3 separate regions of the Homo sapiens genome follow, and all the other regions are linked to region 1. A link is a contact called in ENCODE Hi-C or POLR2A ChIA-PET data. All regions are on one chromosome and are shown on one strand. The core of a region is the stretch at or near the end of the contact, and the rest is flanking DNA. Distances in the headings are between cores, read along the strand shown. Region 1 overlaps PIGU (phosphatidylinositol glycan anchor biosynthesis class U). Region 2 overlaps PIGU (phosphatidylinositol glycan anchor biosynthesis class U). Region 3 overlaps PIGU (phosphatidylinositol glycan anchor biosynthesis class U).

Region 1 (4,217 bases), core at 305-2,804:
TGGATTGTGTTTAGGAAGATGTTCACACTGAGCTATAGCTGGACGCTTCTTAGAGGCTACAGGGCTGCACGCCTTTGCCAAGCTGCGTTTCTGAGGCACTTGCTGCACAGCAGCACTGGAGCATTCTGGGTGTGGACATGTTTGTCTGCACATCTCAGATTCATACCCATTGAGTCACCCTGACCTTTGACCTGCAAGACAAAAAGGTCATTAATCTCTGAAGAAAACCTTCATGGGCTAGGCATCTAGGTACTGTGCAGAAGTAGGCCATGTGCATGTGGTTGAAATGTAGCTGAGGAGGGTATAGATCCAGCCTCTCCCTGTTGGCTTCCCTTTAGCACTTGGTCAGCTCTCGGAGGGGCACCGAGATTGAGCTCTGTCCCCCAACTCTCTCCTGACCAGAGCTTGGAAGTGTGATCAGCACTCAGGAGAATGGTATTGGGCGTGATTAAGAGCTCTGGAGACAACTCCATCGCTTACTAACCTACTCAGTCAGTGCACTTCTCTGAATCTGTTTCCTCATCTGTGAAGTACAGGTGAGAGGATTGCCTACTTTTTTTTTTTCTTTTTGAGACAAGGTCTCACACTGTGTCATCCAGGCTGGAGTGCAGTGGTTGATCATGGCTCACTGCAGCCTCAACCTCCTGGCACCAGCAACCCTCCCACCTCAGCCTCCTGAATAGCTGAGATTACAGCCATATGCCACCACACCCGGCTAATTTTTAAATTTTTTGTAGAGATGAGATTTCACTATGTTGCCTAGGCTGGTCTCAAACTCCTGGGCTCAAGCCATCCTCCTGCCTCAGCCTCCCGAAGTGCTAGGATTACAGATGTGAGCCACTGCGCCTGGCCCAGGATTGCCTGCCTTGAGGGGTGGTTGAGATGTGGTGAGGATCACGTGAGAGGATGCAGGAAAAGGACTTTACACAGAGGGAGTTCAGGAGAGGATACCCATTGCTATCACTTATTATTAGGTTAAAATAATAATTGAAACTGCTATTAGTTTAAGTTAACAAGAATAGTCCCAGCCCTTAAGAACTGAAAAGCTCTGTGCAGTTCACAGTTCTCTTCCTGGAAAGAAGTTCATCGCACTATGGGTCTGTAGACCCTGCTGACCATGTTGTTAGAGAAAAAAGGCATCAGCAAGGAGGCACTTCCTGCCTTGCGTCCAATTGTCAGAGGGGCCTCTGGCAAGGGAGGCTGCCTAATTATCCTGCCAAGCAGTCATTTAAGCCCAGTCATAAAGAATGCTGACTTCATTTGTTTTCTTCCTCTGTGGCTCCTAGGGGAAGGCCCAGAGCTGGCAGAGGCAGAGGGGGACTGTTGATGGGAAATGTCTCTGTGGGCTGTTTCCCTAGTGTTTGCCAGGCCCTCCTCACCACCTCTGGGTATTTCTGGGTCCCTGCAGTTTTCTGCTCTGCTACTGGGGCCTGGCCCATGCCTTGTGGATAGCAGAGCCAGCCCCTTCCTGAAGTCCCCTGAGGATTATTTTTGGTTCAAAGGATGGAGTCAGGAGTCTCTAGGGTAGGCCTGGTCCCTGACTCATCTCTCTCTCTCTTTCCCCTGCCCTGCCCCAGGGAGCACCCCATCTTCTTCATGTTTATCCAGATCGCTGTCATCGCCATCTTTAAGTCCTACCCGACAGTGGGGGACGTGGCGCTCTACATGGCCTTCTTCCCCGTGTGGAACCATCTCTACAGATGTGAGTACTCCCGCCTCTGCCACAGATTTGTGTCAGCCTGGGCCTGGATGAGACTGCTGCAGGGAAAAGGAATTCATAGGCATTTACCAGGCACCTGTTATGCTGGCAGCACTAGGAGGGGAGCAGAGGCATGAAGCACAATATCTGCTTCCAGGTGCCGCGGACTTGTGATGATAAAAATAATTGCCATTTATTGAGCACTTACTGTGTACCTGGCCACTGTGGCTCTCACAGTGTTACATGCATTAATTAGCTCATTTGATCTTCACACCAGCCTTTGAGGTAAGTATCCACGTTTTGCAGATGAGAAAACTGAGGTACAGAAAGGTAGAGCCACTCATTCAAAGTCACGTGACTTCTAATTAGAAGAGCCGGGATTGGAATCCAGATCTGTGAACCCCTACCCAGTGCTGTCCAGCAGGGCTTTATGATGATGAAAAAGTCCTCTGTCTGCACAGTTCAATAGGGTAACTAGCCACTTGTGTGCCTGAGAACCTGAATTTTTAATTTAAATTTCAGAAGCCACATGTAGCTAGGCTACCATACTAGACAGCAGAACTCTATGCCCTGGGCTTTGAACCATTCCCCAGCGCTGCACCCAAAGGTTACTAGAAGGCAGAGGGGCAAAGTTAGACTTCCCTGCCCACTGTGACAACCCCTCTAAGCTCTAACCATCCCCTCTTCAGAGGTGGCTTAGTGGTGACCTATCTGTGCTGCCTAGGCCCCCAGTGCTCTTAGCCCTCTATGGTGGGTTCTTTTCATTGTTTGGGGGCTCCGTCAGGGTAGATATCACAACTCATTCACCTTTGTGTCCCCAGCACTCAGGACTGAAGCTGACACATAGAAGACCTTGCAAACATTTGTGGAGCGGGTTTTTAAACCTCCCCAATAAAGAGGCAGTGTCAGTGGCCCAGCACCACCTGATTCTCTAAACGAGGCATGGAAGGGAGCTGTTGAACTTTCCTTGCCTGCTGTGGGTGTCCAGCAAGGTGTCAAGAATGAACTAGGGAGTGCAGGCTTCAGAGGAAGTGAATCTTTGTTGTTGTTTTGGGTGTCAACCAGGAAGTGAAACTGACTAGCTGTGGGAAGCAGCCTACCTATAGGAGTGTGCCTCTGAGTGAAGGTAAACAGTGGTGTGGGCAGCTGAGCCAGGGCTACGCCTGCAGGTGATGGCCTAGTGGGGCTGTGACCCATCTGGCCTGACTGGGAGGAGGAAGCAGTGTCTTCTGTGGTGACATCCTCTCTGCACAGACAAGAGTCACCCAGTCCAGCAGGTTGAGAGTCAGCTTGGGGCCCCTCGGCAGAGTGGCCAGTGACAAACCATGAGACCACCAAAACATGGACATGCCTCAGTTTGTGATAGTGGATTTCAAGAATGTAGAATGGATTTTTGTGGTTGCCCATCCCACACTGGGCACTCTTTCTCTCTCAGTGACTGTCTTTCATCCCATTTGCTGAGCAGTCTGGAGAGTCACTTGACTCCGATTCCTGGCATTGCCATTACGAGCCCCATGTGTTCTTAGGCACATCATTTAACCTTTCTGAGCATCTGATTTTTCCATTAATCAAATAAAGAAAATAACTCATGAGTGTGTTAAGTTTGAGAAAGAATATCTGTAAATAGCACTGCAGTTAGTATCGTGAGTAATAATTATGCAGGGGAGTCTCTCACATAGTTCCGTGATCAGAGCTTCGGGCTTGGTAGCCAGAGTCATCAGAATAAACATATTTTTCAAGACGAATAAACTATTTTATGCCCTCTGGGGTGAGGAGGCACAAAGAAGAAGGATGGGGTTTCCAGAAACCTGAATGATCTAATAGTTGCTTTTGCTGGCTGGCAGGGCACATAGTCTGCAGGTTCAGGTTGTCTGAAGATCCTGCAGAGAACAGTAGCTGTCCACCTTTGCTTCACTGCTCCTGCAGCAGGGAGTACACGTGCTTGGAGAACCTGCTTGGGGCTTGACAACTGTGAATCATTATTAGCTGGGAGCAGCATCAGCCCTGGTCCTTAGGACCTATGAGTGGGATGTATGTGTTGAGACGTGTTTAAGCCTACGTTGAATATATTTAATGTGGCTAGGAATTCCATTTAAACATTAGCTGTCAGCGCTAACATGCATGCTCCCACATTCACCTTTCTGTTTTCCTGTGCAGTGGAGAGGAGAAAAGGAACGTGGCCCCTCCCTGAGTGTAGGTCCCAGACGCTGGACTCTCTGGAGCTTGGATGAGTCATACAGACGCACAATTGTGGTGTTAGGGAACAGCCTGCTGGCAGAACCCATGCCAGCCTGCATGGTACAGCAGAAGGAGCCAGTTACCAAAGGGCTGGATTTGTGTGTGTGTTTGTTTTGTTTTTATTACTATTGTATAGCGATAAAAGAATGTTGATAGATATACATATAAAGAATCATGATAAAATATATTCCCACGTGTTTTGGCACCTCGTTTAAGAAAGGGAATATCACCATGGCCTTTGAAGTCCCCAAATCCCCCCTGTTCCCCTTCTGATTGGACT
Region 2 (3,806 bases), core at 1,051-3,550, 40 kb before region 1:
TCGAGCCCAGGAGTTTGAGTGTAGTGAACTATGACCGCGTCACTGAGCTCCAATCTAGGCAACAGAGTGAGACCATGTAAAAAAAATTAAAAAATAAAAGAGACCTCATGATTGTTAGCATCCTTATAGGCCTTATAGGGAGACCTGGGAGGTTTCAATGAGGTTCTCTTCCTGGAGCCTAGCCTTAGAGGAACAATGGAAGAGTGATGATCCTGAGGCCTGGTGATCCCATCACTTCGAGTTGAGGTTCCTGTAGGCCAAAGCCCTGCCAATGGAAGGAGTCATAGAGGACTCAAGGACTCAGTTTTTGTCAGGTCAACCCAACTTCAAAGCCTGCTTATTCTAATTACCAGCTCTGTAGCCTTGAGCAAATCATGCAGCCTCAAGAGCCTCAGTTTGATCCCAGAATATCTACCTCCTAGAGATAGTGGAGGAATAAATAAGAAATATAAAATGCTTAGCGTGCTTCCTTAGCAGAATCCACTCAATAACTAGTTGCTCTGCCTATTGTTATTTTTATGGTGCTTGATTGAGATCAAGAGGGTGGCCCAGTGATGCAGTCAGAACATGGGGTCTGAAGTAAAACCATTTGGTTTAAATCCTATTGCTCTCATTCACTAGTTTCGTGACCCCAGACAAATAACTTCTCTGTCTTTCAGTTTCATTATCTGTAAAATGGGGACAGTAATTGTACCCACTTCATGGAATTATTGAGAAGACTAAATGGCTTAAGGCAAGTAAAGTGCTTACAGTCATGGCTGGAACAGAGTAAGTGCTCAATAAATTATCATCGTTATCACTGATATGTACGGATTGCTCTGAGAGAGGCTGCCCCGTTAAAAGAACACACTTGGCAAGGAATGTAATACATTGGCCCTGCCCCCAGGATCTCCTCCTCCTCCTGGGCAGTCTCACTTGTTGCCCCACACCCTGGTGCAACTTCCTTTTCTGATAGTCCTGTGGGACCTGAGCCCTTTTGACTACATTCCAGTGCGTTTCTGCCTGTCTTGGTATAGATCATCACCTGTGACCCAATCTCTTTATTCTCTGATTACTCCACTTGAAGTCCCTGTCCTGAACCAGTCCCCATGGCCCCACCTCATTACATTCCTGCTCACTCCTGTAGCTGTGCCACCCACCCAGGCCCAGATCGCTGTGAGGTGCAGTCCCTGGAGGCAAAGTATTACCCCCGGTCTTGCTGAGGCTTTTGGCCCCCACCCTGACACAAATAGAGAGTTAGAAAACATAACATATTCAAAGCTAGATTGAGTAGATAATGAAATTTCCTGATACTACAGCCAATGTACATACACATTTGACTGATTTACTCTAATATCCCTAGGATAAGGCTAAATATCAAGGCTTATATAGAAAGCCTAGTGCCTGTGCATCTGGGCTGCCCTAGCAAATGGTAGGTTATATCATTTTGGGGTAAAACTCTTAGTCCTCTTGGCACAGTTCCTTCTGGTTAGGCCAGCGTGATGCCCTAGCTCTTGCCCACATGAGGCTGCCATTTCAGACATGATTTCAGGTATCCTGTCTGGGCCTGTAGGTAGATGTTTTTGGATGACTGTGCAAGCTTAGCCCTCCGTGATCTGACTCCTACCTGCTTGCTGAGACTTTTTGGATTGTAACTTTTTTTTTGTTTTTGTTTTTTTTGAGACGGACTCTTGCTGTGTCTCCCAGGCTGGAGTGCAGTGGCGTGATCTCGGCTCACTGCAACCTCCACCTCTCAGGTTCAAGAGATTCTCCTGCCTCAGCCTCCCGAATAGCTGGGACTACATGCGCCCGCCACCACATCCGGCTAATTTTTGTATTTTTAGTAGAGATGGGGCTTCACCATATTGGCCAGGCTGGTCTCGAACTCCTGACCTTGTGATCCACCCTCCTCGGCCTCCCAAAGTGCTGAGATTACAGGGGTGAGCCACCACGCCCAGCCGGATTGTAACTTTTTATTGAAGTATGACATATATACGGAAAAATGTATAACTCATTAGTGTACAGATACGTGAATTTTCACGAAACGTTGAGTAACCAGCACCCAGATTAAGGAAGAGTGGTACCAGCATCCACGGGAGCCCCTTTTGTGTTCTCTTTCCTGTCACTCCTCCCAGCTCTTGCCCTGTTTTGGCTATATTGAGCTAATTACAGTACACACAGCCCCACCCCAGCACACCATTCTCTCTTGCCCTCCAACCTGTGCACAGCCTTGGACTGCCCAGCCTCACCTACTCATTGTTCAAAACTCAGGTGTCAGCTTCCCCTGATGGGCTAGGTCTGCTTCCTTTGTACTTTCCTCCTGTATTTTGTAATTGTTTACTGGGAGCTCCCTGAGGACAGAGACTATCTGAGTCACCAGGTTTCCTGGCACCCATCACACTCTTCGTATAGAGCAAACTCCAGAAATGTTTGCTTATTGCACAGTTTGTTTAAAATATTTGAAGTCACTTCTCACTTTCCTTGATCTTCTCTGACTCTGCCCCAAGCACATATCATTCCTCCTCTGCCTTCCTAACTCCTTTTTACCCCTTCAAGCTTTTTTCAAAACACATAGCCCTTTCTGAGTCTCCTGCCTGCCTCCATACTCACCCTCACTTTTGCTCCGGCTGTGCGTCCGCCCTGTCCACACCTGTCCCAGCATCCCACACTCAGACTTCCCACACACCAACCTACTGACTGTTGCAGCACTGTGTTTCTGCCCCCAGACTGCAGGCCTCAGCCATGCAATAGTTTACTCCACAGAGAGCATTCTCTGTGCCAGCCCTCTGCCACAACAAACCCTCAACCACTATTCTTCAGGCTCTGCTTTATTTGAGTTAGATTTATTTTGTGCTTTGCCTGTGTTCATGACTCTGTGTATTACACTTCATAAGTTTTTCTTCCTCAAGAACATTGGTTTCCTTTAATATTCTCATATTTTTAAAAAGGATTTCATATGTATTGCTGAATGATATTCATTCATTCATTTCTTCATTTGTTCATTTATCACATGTGCCAGGAACTGTACTAGGTGCTGGAGAGCCAAAGTTAAGATAAATGTGTTGCCCTTGAGAAACTCACAGAGAAATGGGGAGAGAGAGAAACATATGCAGATTATTATAAGATAGCATCAGTATTAGGCTTATTAACACAGGGATTAAGAGTGGGTACCGGAGTCAGCTATGTGGTTTTGGTCACATTACTGAAGCTTTCTGTTTCTGTCTTGATTTCTTGACCTGTAAAATGGGTAGAATGTGTGGTTTTTATCTCAGTAAAGCTGTTCTAAGAAGCAGAAATAGAGCTTTCACAGGGCTGTTGTGATGTTTCCTGAGGACCTTTTTGAGTCAGGAACTGTTTTTTTTGTTTTTTTTTTTTTGTTTTTTTTTTGTTTTTTTTTAGGTGGAGTCTTGCTGTGTCGCGTGCAGTGGCGCGATCTCGGCTCACTGCAAGCTCTGCCTCCCGGGTTCACGCCATTCTCCTGCCTCAGCCTCCCGAGTAGCTGGGACTATAGGCTCCCACCACCATGCCCGGCTAATTTTTTGTATTTTTAGTAGAAACAGGGTTTCACCGTGTTAGTCAGGATGGTCTCGATCTCCCGACCTCGTGATCCGCCCGCCTCAGCCTCCCAAAGTGCTGGGATTACAGGCATGAGCCACCGCGCCTGTCCAAGTCAGGAACTGTTCTTGATGCAGAGGATACAGTACAGTGCCTGGCACCTAGCAAGTGATCCATAAATGTCAACTATAATCAACGGTTGTTACCACCTTTGCTTGGGCTCATAGACAAAGTGACCTTTCACCTGGCTATCAAACGAATGCTTTCTACTA
Region 3 (3,891 bases), core at 868-3,367, 58 kb before region 1:
GAGTGACAGAGTGAAACACTGTCTCAAAACAAAACAGTTTTTAATGGTAGGGTTAGTTTATGAGGAAGCAATGAAACTAGGTTTCAGTTAATTGCCTAACAAAGTCAGGCTTCAATGTCAACAGGAGAGATGCCTTTAATTTAGAGCACCAATAATTTGTTTGTTATTGCTGAGTTTATTTGGAAATATATAGAGATTTTTGGGTTTTTTTCTTTGCATGATTTAAAGAGGGAGAGAGAAAGCCAAACGGTGTTGTCAATACCCTGGTTTTTAGTGCACCAAGACATTCTGTTATTACCAAGACTGAAGTAAAATTTGGAATGTTTTTGTTTTTCCACTTTTAGAGTTCAGACTATTAGAACATTAGGTTTCTTCATCAGAATAGAAGTTTTATGTATGCTCTGTCAAAAATTAACTCATTTTAAATGGCAGATTTTGATGATACTAACATACTACTGTTGATTTAGGTAGGATAGCAGCATGTCTTCCTCTAAATCTTCTTCCCTTTGTCAGAAGGGTTCATATCGCATAGTCTGGGAAGTATTTAAATCTTGGTGGGATTTGAGTCTTTTTATCCTTGGTAATGAAACTATGTCTACACACAGATGCATCTGGGAGAACTATAGGGCAGAGAGGGGACTGCACCCCCACCCCCTCTCCAGCTGTTAGCCTGCGGACTGAATGCTGATGGTGACCAGTTGGTTATCATGACATTTTACATCTATCTCACTTGACAAAAACAATGTTAGTCTAGTCTGTCCTTTGCTGAGATGGTGCTTCTTGTTTGGAACTCAGAATTTATGTTAAGAGAGCTGCAGGTGGTTTGATAATGGATGATAAAAACCTGTGTCCCCTTAATATGATTAGAGGGTTGTAAATTTGGAGGCTAGGCTCCTGAATTTGGAATGTGCTGAGGCTAACAGTTGGAGAGGAGTAGGGACAGGGGTGGAGTGTTTCCTCTCCCCGACCCCACCATAGTTTTTGGGGATGCAAATGAACGTAGATGCAGCTTCAATGATTAGAAAAAGCCCTTTATAGCCGGGCGCTGTGGCTCACGCCTGTAATCCCAACACTTTGGGAGGCTGAGGCAGGCAGATCACGAGGTCAGGAGTTCAAGACCAGCCTGGTGAAACTCCAGCCTGGTCAGGAGTTTCAACGTGGTGAAAGCCCGTCTCTACTAAAAATATAAAAATTAGCCGGGCGCGGTGGTGGGCGCCTGTAATCCCAGCTACTTGGGAGGCTGAGGCAAGAGAATCACTTGAACCCGGGAGGCGGAGGTTGCATTGAGCTGAGATCGCAACACTGCACTCCATCCTGGTGACAGAGCAAGACTCTGTCTCCAAGAAAATAAAGCCCTTTATTTGAAGTAGGGGAATTATGTCCTGGCAAAACCTATCTTTCAAGGGACAAGGAAAGGGCTGTATAGAGGAGTGGGTGGAAGGAAAGGAAGACTCTACCCTGGAGATTTTTAAAAATTAAAACATTTTGATTTTTTAATATAACTTACATATGGAAAAGCATACCATCTGTCTACAAGCTGATTAGTGATCACAAAGGTAAGATATCCAGGTCACTACCCTTCACATCACTTTTAATCTCTCCTGTCATTGTTTTAAATCTTATCATTGTCAAGACTAATGAATGTATCTAGAAATATTGATCATCAGATTTTAATATATACCCTAACTTCATTTTATACTTATATTTTCTTAAGGGGTGTGTGTGTGTGTGTGTGTGTGTGTGTGTGTGTGTGCGCGTGCGCACATGTGTGTATAATTTTAAAAATTTCCATTGATTTTAGCCACTTTCCTGTCTCTAGCTGGATGCAATAGGGATTTTTAAAAGGGATTTTGTCTACACTTAGGAGAGCTGATATTGGGCCTATGAGGAGAGCCATAATAGTGCCTGTGCTGCTGAAATTGAGGGAGACTAGAAAGCTGAGAATGTGGGGATTGCTGATCTGTGTGCCTTCCCACCTGGAGACTCCTTTCAGAAGATCTTTCTGTTTTAAAGTATTTGAGAAGATTGTGGTTATAAGGAAGTACTTCCATTGCTGGCACAGTGTCACCTTTGCCCAGGATGTACACATCCCGGGTAGTTGCCACTTTCTCTCAGTGCAGCCCTGCTGGCTGGCTTCCAGCCTGGGGAATGAGGTCTGCATTCCCACCTGTCTGTCTGGCTGCCCCTGGATGAACTCTATTCCTTTCTCACAGCCTTCTTTGTGGATCTCACCCACTCCAGGTGGCCTTGTTTTTGCTGCAGAACTCTAGACCTCTTAGCTAGTGAGGCCTCCTTCCTGCTACCACTGCTGCAGCTGTCCTCACTAAGCACTTGATTGCTGAGCCAGCCCCCTTCTCTGTGATAAAAGCACCTTGGTTTATATTTTGTCCTTTTAATTAAACAACCCCAGCTGTGAATGGCACCATAAATCTTACTGATAATTCCCACCGCTTAACTTGGACTCTGCCAACTGTGAGAAGAACAGAGATGATCAAAGGGAGGTTTTTGAAGTTTGTTGCAGGTTTTCAGATTAAGCCTCTACCTAAACCTGTGCAAGTTTAAACTGAAAGATGGTCTTCTAAAAATATTTTTTGGTTAATTTTTTTTTAATTTTGAAAGACCTAAGACATGCAAAAATAGATAAAGCATAGTACATACTTTTGAACCTATTTTCGGGCTGAAAAAAATTTACTCCTACAGCTCTCTCTCTCTCTCTCATACTTTCATCTCCCTATTTCTCCTCCTACCCAGTACCACTGTTCTGAATCTAGTGGTTATCATCCACACACATGGCCTTGACTTTTATTATATATGTTACTAAATAACACATAGTATTATTTTTTATTTTTTTTGAGACGGAGTCTTGCTCTGTCGCCCAGGCTGGAGTGCGGTGGTATAATCTCGGCTCACTGCAAGCTCCGCCTCCCGGGTTCACGCCATTCTCCTGCCTCAGCCTCCCGAGTAGCTGGGACTACAGGTGCCCGCCACCATGCCCAGCTAGTTTTTTGTATTTTTAGTAGAGACGGGGTTTCACCATGTTAGCCAGGATGGTCTCGATCTCCTGACCTTGTGATCTGCCTGCCTCGGCCTCCCAAAGTGCTGGGATTACAGGCATGAGCCACCATGCCTGGCCCCCAACACATAGTATTATTTTACATGCTTTTAACTTCATATAAATGTCACAATGCAGTATATTTTCTAGTGTGATCTGCTTTTTACATCATTAAATTTTTAATCCTTCACAGTTAAGCACAGCTATCTTGGCTCCTCTGAAATACTGTTTTCTAATAGATAGCAGCATTGATTTTATATTGTCTAAATGAGATTCTTTGATCATTAAATCAACAGGGCCACCGATTTTGGTTTGAGAGGCTTTCTCATCTATATTCTGACCCATGTTTGCTTATAAGATTGCCTACCTTTCTTTCACTCTGGAACACACCCATGAACTTGTTAGGACACACCAGCGGAAGGCAAGAGCTTTCCACCCCCATCCCACTCCCTATTAACTATCCAGCTGCCCACCCACACCCAGCTTTCCTCCTCTTGATCATCATGGCCATTCTACGCCTCCTCTGTGGAAGTAAAACATAACCCAAGATCCTGTGACATTTGGGATCATTCTACCTTGCTTGACAATACTTCTTCATGGATGGAACTTTGGAGTCTTTAGGCCACTGATGATAACTCTTCAAATGGCTATGAACTTTGCTTTGCCAGCAAGTCATTCATTTAGCCATTCAACAGATATTTATTGTTTGTCCACTGTGCCAGGTGTTAGGCATACATGGTAAGCAAATAAACATGGTCCCTGCCCTCATGGAACTCTTAGTCTAATGAGGGAGACAGACATTAGTCAATCATATAAATAAGTGAAAAAGTTACTAACTG

What was found. A loop is a pair of places that touch in the nucleus more often than their neighbours do. ChIA-PET counts read pairs that join two places held with the same protein, here RNA polymerase II (POLR2A). Pooled maps may share reads with other maps.
Region 2: a loop to region 1 is called in a map of dorsolateral prefrontal cortex, with 2.0 times the contacts of the local background. The contact joins two enhancer-like sites. A Hi-C loop is called at or near these places in 3 of 168 maps with a recorded cell type or tissue (Right ventricle myocardium inferior, dorsolateral prefrontal cortex and heart left ventricle), 1 of 37 single-sample maps with no recorded cell type and 9 of 50 pooled maps. POLR2A ChIA-PET finds 5 or more read pairs at or near these places in 8 of 52 experiments (B cell, H1, MCF 10A and 5 more).
Region 3: a loop to region 1 is called in a map of dorsolateral prefrontal cortex, with 6 times the contacts of the local background. The contact joins two enhancer-like sites. A Hi-C loop is called at or near these places in 1 of 168 maps with a recorded cell type or tissue (dorsolateral prefrontal cortex), 2 of 37 single-sample maps with no recorded cell type and 4 of 50 pooled maps. POLR2A ChIA-PET finds 5 or more read pairs at or near these places in 4 of 52 experiments (B cell, MCF 10A, Panc1 and 1 more).

The regions. Positions count from the first base shown.
Region 1 is chr20:34,579,033-34,583,249 of GRCh38, reverse strand. PIGU (phosphatidylinositol glycan anchor biosynthesis class U) reads left to right here. Exons shown (of 12, transcript NM_080476.5): 10 at 1,578-1,702. Among named protein-coding and RNA genes, the nearest start is that of MAP1LC3A, 22 kb to the right of the region's middle. RefSeq lists an enhancer at 1-55. Within about 2 kb of position 1,554, at least 17 of the 41 ENCODE cell types and tissues checked have a DNase peak (open chromatin) inside an H3K27ac peak, as active enhancers do; they include PC-3, where a contact is called at or near this core.
Region 2 is chr20:34,620,370-34,624,175 of GRCh38, reverse strand. The region is part of intron 6 of PIGU (phosphatidylinositol glycan anchor biosynthesis class U); the gene reads left to right. Among named protein-coding and RNA genes, the nearest start is that of PIGU, 55 kb to the left of the region's middle. Within about 2 kb of position 2,300, at least 4 of the 41 ENCODE cell types and tissues checked have a DNase peak (open chromatin) inside an H3K27ac peak, as active enhancers do; they include PC-3, where a contact is called at or near this core.
Region 3 is chr20:34,638,362-34,642,252 of GRCh38, reverse strand. The region is part of intron 4 of PIGU (phosphatidylinositol glycan anchor biosynthesis class U); the gene reads left to right. Among named protein-coding and RNA genes, the nearest start is that of PIGU, 37 kb to the left of the region's middle. Within about 2 kb of position 2,117, at least 3 of the 41 ENCODE cell types and tissues checked have a DNase peak (open chromatin) inside an H3K27ac peak, as active enhancers do.